3 separate regions of the Homo sapiens genome follow, and all the other regions are linked to region 2. Evidence: read pairs that join two places in POLR2A ChIA-PET (ENCODE). Cell type or tissue: PC-9. All regions are shown on one strand. Region 1 overlaps ST3GAL3 (ST3 beta-galactoside alpha-2,3-sialyltransferase 3). Region 2 overlaps RNF220 (ring finger protein 220). Region 3 overlaps RNF220 (ring finger protein 220).

Region 1 (5,000 bases), 800 kb before region 2:
TACCAGTTCTCTACAATGTCTTCCAGAAAATCAAAGCAGAAAGAACGCTTTCTAACTCATTCTATGCGTCCAACATTACTCTAGACATTACCCTATTACCCAAATAAAGATATTATAAGAAAGGAAAACTACGGACCAATATCTCTCATGAACATGCTCCAGAAATCCTCAACAAAATTATTAGCAAATTGAGTTCAGCAATGTATAAAAAGAATTACATGTTGCTGCCAAGTGGGATTTATTCCAGGTATGCAAGGCTGGTTCAGCTTCAAAAATCAATTAATGCATATTCTGTTACATCAACAGGCTAAAGAAGAAAAATCATATAATCATATCCATAGATGTAAAAAAACCATTTGATACAATCCAATACCTATTCATGATTTTTAAAAAAACTATCAGCAAACTATGAGTAGAGGGGAACTTCTTCAATTTGATCAAAAAACCTATAGCTAACATCTTGCTTAATGAGACACTGGATTCTTTTCCCCTAAGATTGAGATAAAACCAAGGATGTCCCCCCTCTCACCACTCCTGTTCAACATTATACTAAAGTCTTCACTAACACAGTAAGACAAGAAAAGGAAATAAAAGGCATACAGATTGGGAAGGGAGAAATAAAACTGTGTTCACAGATGACATGATTGTCTATGTAGAAAATCCCAAAGATTGGCAAAAACATTCTGGAACTAATAAGCAATTAAGGCAAGTTTTCAGGCTGTAAGGTTAATACACAAAAGGCAATTGCTTTTCTATATACCAGCAAGAAGCAATTGGAATTTAAAATTTAAAACACGGTGTCATTTACATTAGTGCCAAAAAAAAAGGGAAATACTTAGGGATAAATCTGATAAAATATGTGTAAATGTGTTTGTGCATAGATCCATATATGAATGAGGAAAACTACAAAACTCTAATGAAAGAAATCAAAGAAATCTAGATAAATGGATATTCCACATTTTGATAGAAGGACTCAGTATTGGGTTTTGGGGGTTTTGGGGTTTTTTTTGAAACAGGGTTGCCCAGGCTGGAGTGTAGCGGTGCAACCACGGCTCACTGCTGTCTCGACCTCCCAGGCTCAAGTGATCCTCCTACCTCAGCCTCTCAAGTAGCTGGGACTACAGGCGTGCGCTACCACACACAGCTAATTTTTTTTTTATGTTTTTTATTTTGTAGAGTCAGGGTCCGCTATGTTGCTGGGGCTGGTGTCAAACTCCTGGGATCAAGCAGTCCTCCTGCTTTGGCCTCCCAAAGTGCTAGGATTACAGGTGTGAGCCACTGTGCCCAGCCTCAGTATTGTTAAGATGTCAATTCTCTACTTGATCTATAAATTCAATGTAATCAGAATCAAAATTGCAGCAAGTCATTTTTCGAATATCAACAACTTACGTTAAAATTTATATGGAAAGGCAGAAGACCCAGAATCTACTGATGAAGAAGAAGAAAGTTGGAAGATTGACAGTACCTGACTCCAGACCTACAATAAAGCTATCAAGATACAATCAAGATAGCGTAGTATTGGCAAAAGAATAGACAAATAGATCAATAGAATAGGATAGAGATCCCATAAATTGACCCACACAAATATAGTCTGTTGATCTCTGACAAAGGAACAAAGGCAATTCAATGGAAAAAGGATAATTTTTTCAATAAATGATACTGGAATAATTAGATATCTGTATGTACAAATTAATCATTCACCTTGTACCTTTCACAAAAATTAACTCAAAATGGAACCTAAATAGACTAAATGCAAAACCTGAAACTATAATAAACTTCTGGAAGGTAACATAGAAAATTTATGTGATTTTGGGTTTGGTAATGAGTTTTTAGATATAAAACCAAAAGCAAAATTCAGAAAAGAAAAATCAGTACGTTGATTTTATTAAACTCCAAAACTTGTACTCTGTGAAGTTCACTGTTAAGTGAATGAAAAAACAAGCCACAAACTGGGGAAAAAATTGCAAACACATACCTGATTAAGGACTTGTATTCAGAATATACAAAGAACTCTTAAAACTCAACATTAAGAAAACAACCAACCCAATTAAAAAAATGGGCAAAAGAACCAAAAAGACACCCTTTCCAGATGGTCAAAAAAGATATGCAGATGGAAATAAGCATATGAAAAGATGTTTGCATTATATGTCATTAAGGAAATGCAAATTAAAACAACAGTGAAATACTATCACACCTATTAGAATGACTAAAAAAAAACCAAAAAACCTGACAGTCTCAAATGCTGACAAGGATGTGGAGCAGTAGGAACGCTCATTCACTGCTGGTGGGAATGGTTTGGCCACTTTGGAGCACAGTTTGGCCACTTTGGAGCACAGTTTGGCAGCAGCTTACAAAGTGAACATAATATGTTCTAGCAGTCACCCTCCTAAGTATTTACCCAGTGGAACTGAAAACTTATGTCTACACAAAAACCATACATGAATATTTATAGCAGCTTTATTCATAATTGCCAAGAACTGGAAGCATCAAGATGTCCTTTAGTATGTATGTGGACAAACTGTGGCACATCTAGACAATGGACTACTATTCAGCACTAAAAAGAAATGTAGTCTGTTAAAAAAAAAAACACTACTAAGGGCTTTGAAATCAGGAAATATAAAAAGTGTATTTTATGAAACAGCCACAACCAATATCCAAGGGCTTTGAAATCAGAAAGCTCTATATTCAAATCTTCCTCCTGCCATTTCCTAGTTGAATTTCTTTATTTCTTTGTTCATAAAATGGGAAGAATAATACCTATCATATAGGGCTGTTTAAGGATTAACAATAATGTAAATAAAAATAAAAACAAAACCCCAGATACTGCTGAATAATTGTTAGTTACATTCCTCCACTCTCTATTATTTTGCTTCCCAAATATATCTTACAAATATTCTTCCTGTCTATATCCACTGTTACCCCTTCAGCCAGGTCTCCTCATTTCTCTCTTGGACTAGTGCATGTCATTCATCTGCATAAAAATCCTTCAGTGGCTCCCCATTGCCTCCATCAGCAAGTCCAGGCTCCTTGTCCTAGCAGCAAGACCATGCTGTGGTCTCACAGGCTTTGTTCTGTCAGTACTACTGTATTTGCAATTCCCAATATGTGCCAGGCTCTTTTTCTGCTTTGGACCCTTGCACATATTGTATCCTCGGCTGAGAATGCCCTTCTCCTTTCTCTCTTTTCTTGACAGTACCTCCTCAAGATACCCACCCTAATTCCCAAGACCACTTTAAATTGTCTGCCTCCTCCATACCTTGTATATAATAGTGGTCGTACTTATACCCAAAGGTAATCTTTTATTTACTTACCTATTTGCTTACTGAAATTCAAGCTTTTTGAGAGTAGGAACCAAAATGGAAAACTTAGGTTCCTTAGTGCAGTGCTTCTGAAACATTTCCTCCAGAGGACCCTTAGTGGTAGAGGAGAGTGAGCATATATTGCAAAGCAACCCACTGCAAGCATAAAAATTCCTTTTTTTTTTTTTTTTTTTTTTTTTTTTTTGAGACAGGGTCTTGCTTTGTCGCCCAGGCTGGAGTTCAGTAGTGCAATCTCAGCTTACTGCAGCCTCAGCTCAAGCAATCCTCCCAACCTCAGCCTCCCCGGCCCAAGCAATCCTTACAACCTCAGCCTCCTGAGGAGCTGGGACTGTAGGCACATGCCACCATGCCCAGCTAATTAAAAAAAATTTTTTTTAAATAGAGATAAGGTCTCCCTATGTTGCCTCTGGTCTCAAACTCCTGGGCTCTAGTGAATCTTCCCACCTTGACTTCCCAAAGTGCTGGGATTACAGATGTGAGCCACCACACCTGGCCCCCCAAAAAAGAATCTTTAAGATCTTTCATTTTGCTTGTAAAAATTCTGCATTCTATACCATAGTATGTATGTGTTTTCTTAATACATTCTTCCTCATATCTTCAAGTACATGTATTGCTCCAGGAAGATACACTGGTTTGTACTGTGGCTTTGAATAACTCTAACCTCTATTACATAGCCCCTGAACTGTGACACCTGCTTTGAGAGCCTGGACTTAGTGGATTTAGGGACAATGTTATCTGGAAATCATGATAGTGACCTCTATCTTATACTGGGGACCTATAGAAGAATTGAACAGAGGATTTGACTGTGATTTTAACTACAAATTTTATGAGATATAGCCCTTCCACTGGGCTCACATAAGTGCTAGGATGCTAGTTTATAACAAGTTCCTGCACATAGATGATGGAATTGTTTTAGTGGCCCTCCCTTTCTGTCCCCTGAAGTCTCTTGACCTCCCTGCCCAATAGGCATACATTTATGGACAGCCAGTTGAATGAGAGAGAAGAATCCAAATAAGAAAAATAAATGAGCAGTTATTTTCCTTCTTAAATTATTGAAACTATGATAATAATTCAGATGAATCTAGAAGGAATAGTAAAAGCAGAAGTCAAACATTAAAACAGTAGGAACAGTGACTAATATTTGTATAACCTTTCAAAGGGCACTGTGACCCACATTGCTGTAGGTATTCACTGATCTTCCCATCAGCCCTATAAAATGTGCATTACTATAGCTATTTTAAGAGTTAAGGAAACCAGTTGTGTCTTACCTGAGGTTGCACACCTAGTAAGTAGAACTGGTGGCTTAAACTCCAATCTTCTTACCTTAAGCTGATTACACTTTACATCATAGAAAGTAGGGGCTTTGGGAAGAACAGGAGAGAGTTTTGGAGTCAGTTTTCTCTTGTCAAAAATGAAAATAATACTTACCTTAGAGTAGGACTGCTCCAAAGGTAGACAGGGCCCTGGCCAAATAACGTTTTGCAAGGCCTCTGCCTGTATAAACCAGTTGATGGGTCCATGTATGATATATTGACTTACTAAGGATTTAGAACAATGGGTAGAGAAGAGATACTTATGTATTTGTTATCCAATCAGTGCATATGAAAATTCCTTTTGCTACCCAGACACCACCAACTCTTTCTGTTCAGGTTCAGGAACCATCTCTGTGTTTTCTATTGT
Region 2 (5,000 bases):
AATTGGAGACCAGCCTGGCCAACATGGTGAAACCCCATCTCTACTAAAAATACAAAAATTAGCCAGGCATGGTGGCGGGCGCCTGTAATCCCAGCTACTCCGGAGGCTGAGGCAGGAGAATCACTTGAACCCGGGAGGCAGAGGTTGCAGTGAGCTGAGACCACGCCATTGTACTCCAGCCTGGGTGACAGAGCAAGACTCCGTCTCAAAAAAAAAAAAAAAAAAAAAAAAAAGCGTGATACCTTAAGCAAATAACCATTCAATTCTGCCAAACCTTGGTATCAGGCCCAGATAGAGAGACAGGCACACACTGCCTGTGAGTGTCTTGGGCAAATAGGAAGGGAGTCATCACACAGTCCTACAATATCATAGCAGAGGGGCCTAAGGGTAGCATCTTAGCTATAAACGGACCTTCTCTGGAGTAGGAAGGACAAAGAACTTCCCCCAAAACTTTTGTCTAAGGAGAGGCAGAGCCCTGTCTTTAAGAACCCCAGAGCCGTTAGATGAAAGAGAACAGTGCCCTATTCCAAGGAACATTTGTCCAAATGGCAACAGGGCTTCGCAGGGAGGCCCAGTGTGAGAAGGGAAGAACAGCCCTGATCTGATACAGAAAGACAGGGCTGCAGGGACCTGTAAGCTTGGGTAGAGAACCAGGGGCCCTGCTGGCACACCTGACCCTTTGTGGGAATTAAAGAAAGGTGTTCTCTGCACCCCTTCCTTCCAGCTGACACAGCCTGGCCTGGCACAGGGTGCAGAGCTTGGAGAGTAGAGTGCCCAGCACGGCTGGACAGACTCCGCCGAATGCCTTTGCATGGGACTCAAACTGCATAGCCCAAAGTGCAAGCCCTGGGAAGGGATCCCTGCTCTCTCTAAGGGAACCCCAGTTTCAGAAAGGAAGCCCAATAAGCCCCTGGGAGACACTGCCCCGATCCAGACAACCCTGGTTCAAGGCAGAGAAATGACCAGACCCCAGGGAATTCTGATCTGATAGGGAACAGAGACAAGGCTTTGTTCCAGAGCATTCTGGTCCAGAGGAATAGACAGCCCCACCTTCAGAGGCCTGTCCTCTGTACTGCACTCACGGCATGCGCCTTGCCATCTGTTCAACTAGGAAAGAGTAACCATCAGGCAACAATGCCTCAACTCCCTGACCCACCTTCCTCCCCACAAATGTCAGTATTTCTTTTATCTCCTAGAGACTATGAGGAAAGCTATGGACTCTCTTGCCTAAAAACATACGCATGTGTTTTTACATACACACAGGCACACACACATGCAGTGTTATACATACAACTTCAGGAGGTTAGGAAAGCTCTAGATCCCATCCCAATACCACTTGGAGATCTCTGAAGCCCAGGTTAAGACCCAAGACCCTGTTCTAGACTCTAAGCACACCTCCGAAAGGGCAAATCAAACTAGGTTGTGTCCTACAAGATAAAGCTGAAGCTCCTTATCATGGCAGCGAGGCCTTCTGTGATATAGATTCAACCTATATTTCCAGCTTCCATTCCAAATACTGTCCATGAATCCTATGGGCTATGCTCACTGAACTAATGCTAAACACTCCCTGGATGAGGCATTCCTTTCTTGCCTCTATGTCTTTTCACATGCTATTTCTTCTAACAGAACTGTTTTACCCCACTACATCAAATTTCTATTTATCCTTCCAAATCCTGCCCAAATATCATCTCCTCCAGGAAGTCTTTCTGGATTAGCTATCTCTTGACCCTTGTGTGTCCTGGTTATTGCCCCGTCACCCTACATTGTGATCACCTGTTCAGGTATGTTTCCGTTATCTACAAACCATCCCAAAACTTAGTGGCTTAACACAACTCATTATTTATGATGCTGTGGTTGACTGGGCATTTCCTCACTCATGCAGCTCATTCATCCTGGAGGACTGGCTGGGCTGGAAAGTCTAAAATGGCCTCACCGCATGTTTGGGAGATTGGGTGTCTTGGCTCTCTTCCATGTGGCCTCTCATCCTCCAGTATGTTCAATCAGCTTTCTTACTTAGCAGTCTCAGGGCAGTGTCACACCAAGAGGGTAAATGCCAAAGCCGCAAGGCCTGTTGAGGCCTAGAATCTGGAACTCACACATCACTTCCACCACTTTCTATTAAGCAAAGCAAGTCACAAAGCTAGCCCATAATCGAGTGATGAGGAAAGGCAGCTCTTGATAGGAGAAGATGCAAATAATTCTGGCCATATTTAATCTTTCACAATGAATCTGACTCCACTAGACTTGGAGTTTCTCCAAGGCAAGGACCTTGTCTTATCCTTCCTTTACTCAAACATTTATTTAGTACTGACTCATGTTCAGCTTAGTGTCCTTGCCTTCAAGGGGTTAGATTTGCAGATAGACAATTATGGTCCAGTGTCTTGAGTGCTATGACAGGAGTATAAATAAGTTTCTAGGGGCCAGGCACAGTGGCTCATGCCTGTAATCTCAGCACTTTGGGAGGCCAACGCAAGTGGACTGCTTGAGGCCAGGAGTTCAAGACCAGCCTGGGCAACATGGCAAAACCCTGTCTCTACTAAAAATATAAAATAAAAAAAATTAATAATAAAGAATACGTTTCTAGGATACTACAGTAGAAGGAGGAGAAAATCAGAGTAAGCTTCACACAGGAGGTAATGACTGAAAACGGACTCAGAGAAGGAACAGAAGTTCACTTGGCAGACAAGGAAGAAAGGTTACTCCAGATATAAAGACAACACTATGTAGAGAACATAGAGGTGTAACAGAATGATGTATCTGGGGACCTGCTAGCAGTTTGCTTTTGTTAGAAAGTAGAATGCAAGGAAAGTTAGTAGGTGAAGCTGGAAAGCAACCCAGAGACTAGCTGGGTATCCCATCCCTTGCTCTTTACACAAGGCCTGGCATGTAGTAGTTGTTCAGCTATGTCGGATTTTTAAAGTCACTGAGCTAGGCCTTGAAACCAGGGGGTATTGGTTTCTGGGGTTTTGTTTTTGTTTTTCATAGAGACAGGGTCTCACTATATTGCCCAGGCTGGTCTTGAACTCCTGGGCTCAAGCAATCCTCCTGCATTGGCTTTCCAAAGTGCTAAGATTAAAGGCATGAGCCTTGGTTTCTGGTTTGAATTCTCATTTACTTAGCCCCTGCTGACTAACTAACCCTCTTTATCATTACCTCACTTAAACCTCATAGCAACTGTATTCATCATGCCCAGTCTATTACCAAGGAAACAGGCCTAGAAAGAGGTGACTCTTCTAAGAACACATAAATTGTAAGTAACAGAATTAGGACTTGAACTTGAGTCTGTCTGGCCCTAAATCCGAGATTGTTTCCCAACCCATCACTGGGCTCAGGGCTTATCTCATAAAGTCTTTCTCCCGTTCCCACTGGTGTCTCCTTCATGCAAGACGCTGTGCTGGGTAAATGGCTAGAGATGACCTTCCAAGTACAAGGGACAGATATGTAAACAAACAATCAAAATATACATGATCAAAGAGAAGCAGTGGAACTGAAAACTCAGAGGAGGCATCAAACCCAGGCTTGGGGGACAAAACTAAGTCTTGCCAGAGTCCTGAAGGATGAACAACAGTTAACCAAGCAAGGGATACTGGAGGGCATGGAGGCTCTCTGGCCTGGAGTGCAGAGCATGGAGTGCTCAAAGAGCTAGTTAGCTCTGCAAAGCTGAGTGTCAGGAATGTAAAGGGAGAGAATAGGAGTGAGAGAAGAGTCTGGCAAGGCAGACAGGGAAGGCCTATATGCCTTGATGGAGAACCACTGAAGGATTTAAAGAAGGAGAGGGTTAATTTTGTCCAATAGAAAGATCACATTGTGTGTAGTGTGGAGGATGGGTTGCAGAGAGAGAAGCTAGAGACCAAAAGATGAGACGGGAACAGCTGCAAATTTCGAGAGCTCGTAAGATTATGTATGACTGGAGCACAACGACAACCAAGGTAGGTACAACCATGGAAGAACAACTCAGGGCTGACTTGCCTTTGCCCAGTGCCATGCTGGGCTCTGGGTTCACCCAAATAATTCACACACGGCCCCAACCCTGAAGTGGTCAGTCCACTGATAAAAACTTCACAAGCGATGATAACGGCGCAGAGATGAATGTACTCTTACACAAGGCAAAGCTATTTTTCAGTTAGACCTGGAAGGATGAGTAGGAGATACAGAGGTGGAGATGAGAAAATTAGCGACCTTTCAATGTACACTTTCAGGATCTAGAAAAGGATTGAGTGTGAGGGATGGAGAAAGTGGGGTCCAGGACGACTCTCAACTTTCTTCTGTGGGCACACCTGAGTAGATAGTGGCTTCCTCTTATGAACAGGGAACCCAAGAGGAAGGCCTCTGTTTGGAGGATACTGAGTTCCATGTTGGCCATGTTGGCCGTGTGGGTATGCAGTGCCTATGGGAGCTCCAGGGGCCGTGCAGCAGACAGCTGACATGTTGGGAGTCCTCTGATAACAGAACTGGATGGCCTAGGGGTTGGGCGGGGATCGCCCACAGGCGATAGGGAATTCGGACGCCTTGTCCCCTGTAAAGCACCCAACGCGATGCCTCTGCCCTAAGGGCAGCCGCGAGAAAGGCAGGCACAGGAGGCGGGAGCCGGGGCCGGGCGATGGGGCGGAAGGAGCCCCGCAGCGGGAGGGGTCGTGGAGTGGGGTGGAAGGACTTCGCAGCCGCTAAAGATTGGGTGGGTAGGCTTCACGGGCGGTGGGAGGGACCCCGGGGAGGCTTCTGCCGGTTGCTACCCGAGTACAAACGGCAGCTTCCTGGTCTCTGTCCGGCCGCCCCCGCCGCATTGTGAACTTTCACCCCCAGCGCGCGACGGCGGCAGATCACGTGATTAGGGCCAACATGGCCGCCGCCGCCGCTTGGAGCTGAAGTGCCGCCGCCGCCGGGCAGCCACGGGGAATCCGCCCGCATCGCCGCCCTCGCCGGCCGGGCGGCCGTGGGGCCCAGAGCGCCGGAGGCCAGGGCTGGGGCGGCACCGCGCAGCGGCCACGGGGTCCCGTTAG
Region 3 (5,000 bases), 52 kb before region 2:
GCTGTGGTTTTGTTGTTGTTGTTGTTTTGCATTTGTGTTTTTTTTTTATTTTTTATTGACTCATAATATTTGTACATATTTACAGATCACATATGACATTTTGTTACATGCATAGAATGTGCAATTACCAAATCAGGGTATTTAGGGTTTCCATCACCTCGAGTATTTGTCATTTCTACGTACTGGAAACATTTCAAGTCCTCTCTTCTAACTATTTTGAAATATACATCATTGTTAACTATAGTCATCCTACTCTGCTATCAAACATTAGAACTTATTCCTTCCATTAGAACTTATTCCTTCCATCTAACTGTATTATTGTACCCATTAACCAACCTCTCTTCATCACACGCACTCCCTGCCCAGCCTCTGGTAACTATCACTCTGTTCTCTACCTCCATGAGATCAACTTTTTTAGCTCCCACATATCAGTGAGAACATGCAGTATTGGTCTTTCTGTGCCTGGTTTATTTCACTTAAACAATGATCTTCACTTCCATCCATGTTGCTGAAAATGACAGGATTTCATTTTTTTAATGGCTAAATAATATACCACATTTTCTTTATCCATTCATCTGTTGGTGGGCACTCAGGTTGACTCTGTATCTTTGCTGTTGTGATTAGTGCTGCAATAAACATGGGAGTCAAGTACGGTGGGCAAAGGACATGAACAGACATTTCTCAAAATAAGACATACAAATGGCCAACAGGTACATGAAAAAATGCTGAGCATCACTAATCACCAGGGAAATGCAAACCAAAACCACAATGAGATACCATCTTACCCAGTTAGAATGGCTATTATTAAAAAGACAAAAAGTAACAGATGCTGGCAAGAATGCGAAGAAAAGGGAACTCTTATACACAGTTGGTGGGAATGTAAATTAGTACAGACGTTATGGAAAACGATATGGAGATTCTCAAAAAACTGAAAATAGAACTACCTTGCAATTCAACAATCCCACTACTGGGTATTTATCCAAAGGGAAGAAATCAGTATATCAAAGGGATCACTGTGCTTTTTATTGCCTGCTCTCCCACTAGTCTGCAAGCTTCTTAAGAAACATTTGTTTAATAAATGAAATAATTGTGTCCCACTGTGTGACATGCTCCATAATGGGCCCTGGGACCACCAGGTTGACGAGGACATGGTCCCTGCCCTTGAGCAACTGCCAGTCTAGCCACTTGATCCTCATCCGTAGAGATCACTTGGGTGATCTACCACTTCACTCAGGTGAACTACCATAGATCACTTCATCAGAGCAACAAATTCCACTTGGGTGAACTACCATAGATCACTTGGGTGAACTAGCATACATTACTTCATCAGAGCAACAAATGCTTTCCAAGTCTGTGCATACACATAATTTTCTTTGATCCTTATAGCAGTTTCTGGGGGATAGTGGTAGATAAGGCAGAGATTAGTTCCCAGACCTTAGCTACCAGGGAGAATAGGGGGTGGCCAGGAGGAGTGAACTTTGTTGGTGAACTTTGTTGTCACAAGTTCACCACTTGAAAGAACAGAGATGGAAGCCATGGGATTCCAGCAGTTCTCCTTTCTCTGGGGCTCCTAAGGGCAGAAGTTTGGCTGCGGGACCAGATCTTACACTGTTTTCATTCCATCTTGAGGCTGATGCCTTCCCTGGCCTTTGGGCATGTAGGATTCCCTCCCAATTCTAGTGCCCCCAGCCTAAGACTGGGGAGCCCTGGGCAAGGAGAAGCCAGTGGCTGGGCTGTGACTGAAGCTCCCCAGCCCAGCCAGGACAGGATGGGCCCCAGTGTAAACCGGATTTGCCTTGTAAACAGCTGAGCAGCTGGGCTCCATCTTGGCAGGGGAGCCCAGCAACAACCCAGCAGGACAGCCCCAGCCCAGCAGGGCATTGTCCAAAGAAAAAGGGGGGAAAAAAGCTGAGTAAACAAAGAGGGATGGCCAGTTTTTTCGTCTCTGACTTGTTATTTCAGCCGGACAATTGCTGTGCTGACTGTGGGTCTGGTTGGGCTGGGCCAAGCTGAAGTCTCAATGATCTTCCTCACCTCATCTCCTCTCTTCTCACCTCAGCTCAACTCACTTTGCCTTCTCTACTCTAGGCTCACTTCTGGGAAAGGGGTCAAAGACGGAAACTGCAGACAAGTGGGGACAGGCTCCAGGAGCCGACAGGAGGGTAAGGAATTGAGCATTTGCCAAGTATATATAGAGGTATATCCAAGGTCTTGTTAGAACACAGAGCAGAGGCTGATACAGCAGATTCAAATAGTCAAGACAGTCTGTCCAACATTGGCTCAGATAGCCCCACTCTGGCTCTCATAGGAAAGTTCACTCTACATTCCAATAATCTTGATACCAAAGTTACATGTGAAACCCTAGGACTGTCTTCCTATCAGGTTTCACATCCAAGCCATCTTCGGCCACTGCCCAAGTACAAGCCCCTGCAGCCTTCTCCAGTATTTTCAGCCCCAAACTGCAGTGCACCCCCTCTTACCCGCTGCCACCTCTCCTCCCAGCTTCTCCCCTCTCCCCACTGCCACCTCTCCTCCCAGCTTCTCCCTTCTCCCCACTGCCACCTCTCCTCCCAGCTTTTCCCTTCTGCCATCTAAAGCAGATTCTCAGCTCTTGACCACCTCAACCTTAGTGCCCTTTATCACCACTTTATGTGTCCATCCCTGATCCTATGCCATTCATTCATTTGACACATATTTAATAGGCATCTACTCTGTGTTCTCAACACTTGAAATAGTGACGAACAAAACCCTGTTACCAAGGAGCTTTTGCTTTAGAAGTGGGAAACAGACAATGAAAAGATACAAGATACTTAAGGGAGTGATCAGTACCACAAAGGAAATAAACAGCGTGGTAAAATACTGGGGACAATGGCTCACGCCTATAATCCCAGCACTGTGGGAGGCCGAGGCGGGTGGATCACTTGAGGTCAGGAGTTTGAGACCCACCTGGCCAACATGGTGAAACCCCATCTCTACTAAAAATACAAAAATTAGTTGGGCGTGTCAAATGCCTTTTTTTTTTTTTTTTGAGAAAGGGTCTCACCCTATCCCCCAGGCTGGAGTGCAATGGCATGATCACAGCTCACTGCAGCCTTGACCTTCTGGGCTCAAGTGATCCTCTTACCTCAGCCTCCAGTCCCAGCTAATTTTTAGATTTTTTGTAGAGACAGGGCCTCACCATGTTGTCCAGGCTGGTCTTGAATTCCTGGGCTCAAACAACCCTCCCACCTCAGCCTCCCAAAGTGGCTCAGATGATGGGTAGAATCTTCCAACCAGATGAATGCAACTGGGATTTTCTTTCTTTCTTTCTTTCTTTCCTTTTTTTTTTTTTTTTTTTGTTGAGACAGAGTCGTGCTCTGTCTCCCAGCCTGGAGTGCAGTGGTGCAATCTTGGCTCTCTGCAACCTCCACCTGCCGGGTTCAAGCAGTTCTCTGACCTCAGCCTCCCAAGTAGCTGGGATTACAGGCGTGGGCCACCATGCCCAGCTCATTTTTTGTATTTCTAGTAGAGATGGGGTTTCACCATGTTGGCCAGGCTGGTCTTGAACTCTGGCCTCAAGTGATCCTCCCAAAGTGCTGGGATTACAGGCATGAGCTACCGCGCCTGGCCAGTGGGATAAGTATTTCAATTTGAGTCCATGCCAAGGGAAGGAAGGCTAAGCTGAAGAGAAGCTCTGGGGGTTATTTGATAGTAAATTTAGAAGAAAGAAGTCGGCAAGTGCTATGGGCCCCCATGCATCTACTATTATTTGGATCCCAGAACACTTCAGGGGATAGAGAGTTCTGTTCCACTCTGCACTTGTCAGGTAGCGGTAGATCCACCTGGAGGACAATGTCCAGTTTGGGAGAAGAGACACTGATCAACAACTCTAATCACTCCCACAGACCACAGACCCTGATAGTTTGCCAAGAATGACACCTGCCTATGGTTTAGCATCCTTGATCTTCACAAATATCCTGAGAGTGGGATAATAACAGTAGCTAATATTTATTGAGTGCTCACAGTGTGCCCAACATTCTTTATTCTGTTTTCCACACAGAAAATCATGCAATCCTCAGGCCGGGTGCGGTGGCTCACGCCTGTAATCCCAGCACTTTGGGAGGCCGAGGCGGGTGGATCACGAGGTCAGGAGATTGAGACCATCCTGGCTAATACAGCGAAACCCCAACTCTACTAAAAATACAAAAAAATTACAGGCAGGCGCCTGTAATCCCAGCTACTCGGGAGGCTGAGGGAGGGGAATCACTTGAACCCAGGAGGCAGTGGTTGTAGTGAGCCGAGATCACGCCACTGCACTCCAGTCTGGGTGACAGATCGAGACTCTGTCTCAGAAAAAAAAAAAAGAAAAAGAAAGAAAGAAAATCATGCAATCTTCATAACAACCAAGAGATGGGTAGACTAACTGCATATTTCAAATGAAGAAGCAGGCAGAGGGGCTTAAGTAACTTGACCAAGACCACACAGTCACTGAGCAGTAGGACCAAGACTCAGACCCAGACTACCGAGGAGTCTGAGCAAAGAAAGGACAGGGAGGCTTGATGGAAATCAACACTAGTTGCTTTACTAAGTGCTAGTGTGCTGCATCTTAATCTCTCCCTAGACTTGGACCCCCAGTCTGAGCTTTGACTCTTGAGTTCTGGCGCTGTGGGGCCTAAGAACAGGGTGGCTCCATCACTGGGGCAAGCAGCCTCTTACATGTGAGCCTGTTTGTCTAAGGGCAAGAATGGGGAAAACTGTGTACTTGAAGCTATTTGCTAGGACTTTGGGACAGTTGGTTCTGGACACTCATCCGAGACAACCAGCTATTTGTGGATATTGTTTATTCTTTCTGCTCCTCTCCTCATACTGTGACTTCTGCTGACCTCCTCTGCTTAAGTAAGTCCCCACTGAGGTCCTGACCTATCTTTGGACCATGTCCTGAAGAAGTTGTTCCAGGCCAGGCATGGTGGCTCAAGCCTTCGGGAGGCTGAGGTGGGTAGATTGCTTGAGTCCAGGAGTTT

What was found. Peaks named below come from ENCODE experiments on the same cell type or tissue, not always from the same donor. Only the 100,000 strongest peaks of a DNase experiment are listed, where the experiment ranks them.
Region 1: POLR2A ChIA-PET joins it to region 2 with 7 read pairs; 1 of 35 experiments calls an interaction of 5 or more read pairs at or near these places.
Region 3: POLR2A ChIA-PET joins it to region 2 with 5 read pairs; 7 of 35 experiments call an interaction of 5 or more read pairs at or near these places.

The regions. Positions count from the first base shown.
Region 1 is chr1:43,826,522-43,831,521 of GRCh38, forward strand. The region is part of intron 4 of ST3GAL3 (ST3 beta-galactoside alpha-2,3-sialyltransferase 3); the gene reads left to right. Among named protein-coding and RNA genes, the nearest start is that of MIR6079, 9.6 kb to the right of the region's middle. In PC-9, no CTCF peak of the experiment used is centred here; a DNase peak (open chromatin) is centred at 4,500; H3K27ac peaks cover 1,275 bases.
Region 2 is chr1:44,627,138-44,632,137 of GRCh38, forward strand. All of the region lies in intron 5 of RNF220 (ring finger protein 220), which reads left to right. Among named protein-coding and RNA genes, the nearest start is that of SNORD145, 41 kb to the right of the region's middle. RefSeq lists enhancers at 4,340-4,439, 4,532-5,000, 4,770-4,859 and a silencer at 4,890-5,000. In PC-9, no CTCF peak of the experiment used is centred here; DNase peaks (open chromatin) are centred at 1,934, 2,314 and 4,784; H3K4me3 peaks cover 1,085 bases; H3K27ac peaks cover 1,625 bases.
Region 3 is chr1:44,574,827-44,579,826 of GRCh38, forward strand. The region is part of intron 2 of RNF220 (ring finger protein 220); the gene reads left to right. Among named protein-coding and RNA genes, the nearest start is that of MIR5584, 32 kb to the left of the region's middle. In PC-9, no CTCF peak of the experiment used is centred here; no DNase peak of the experiment used is centred here.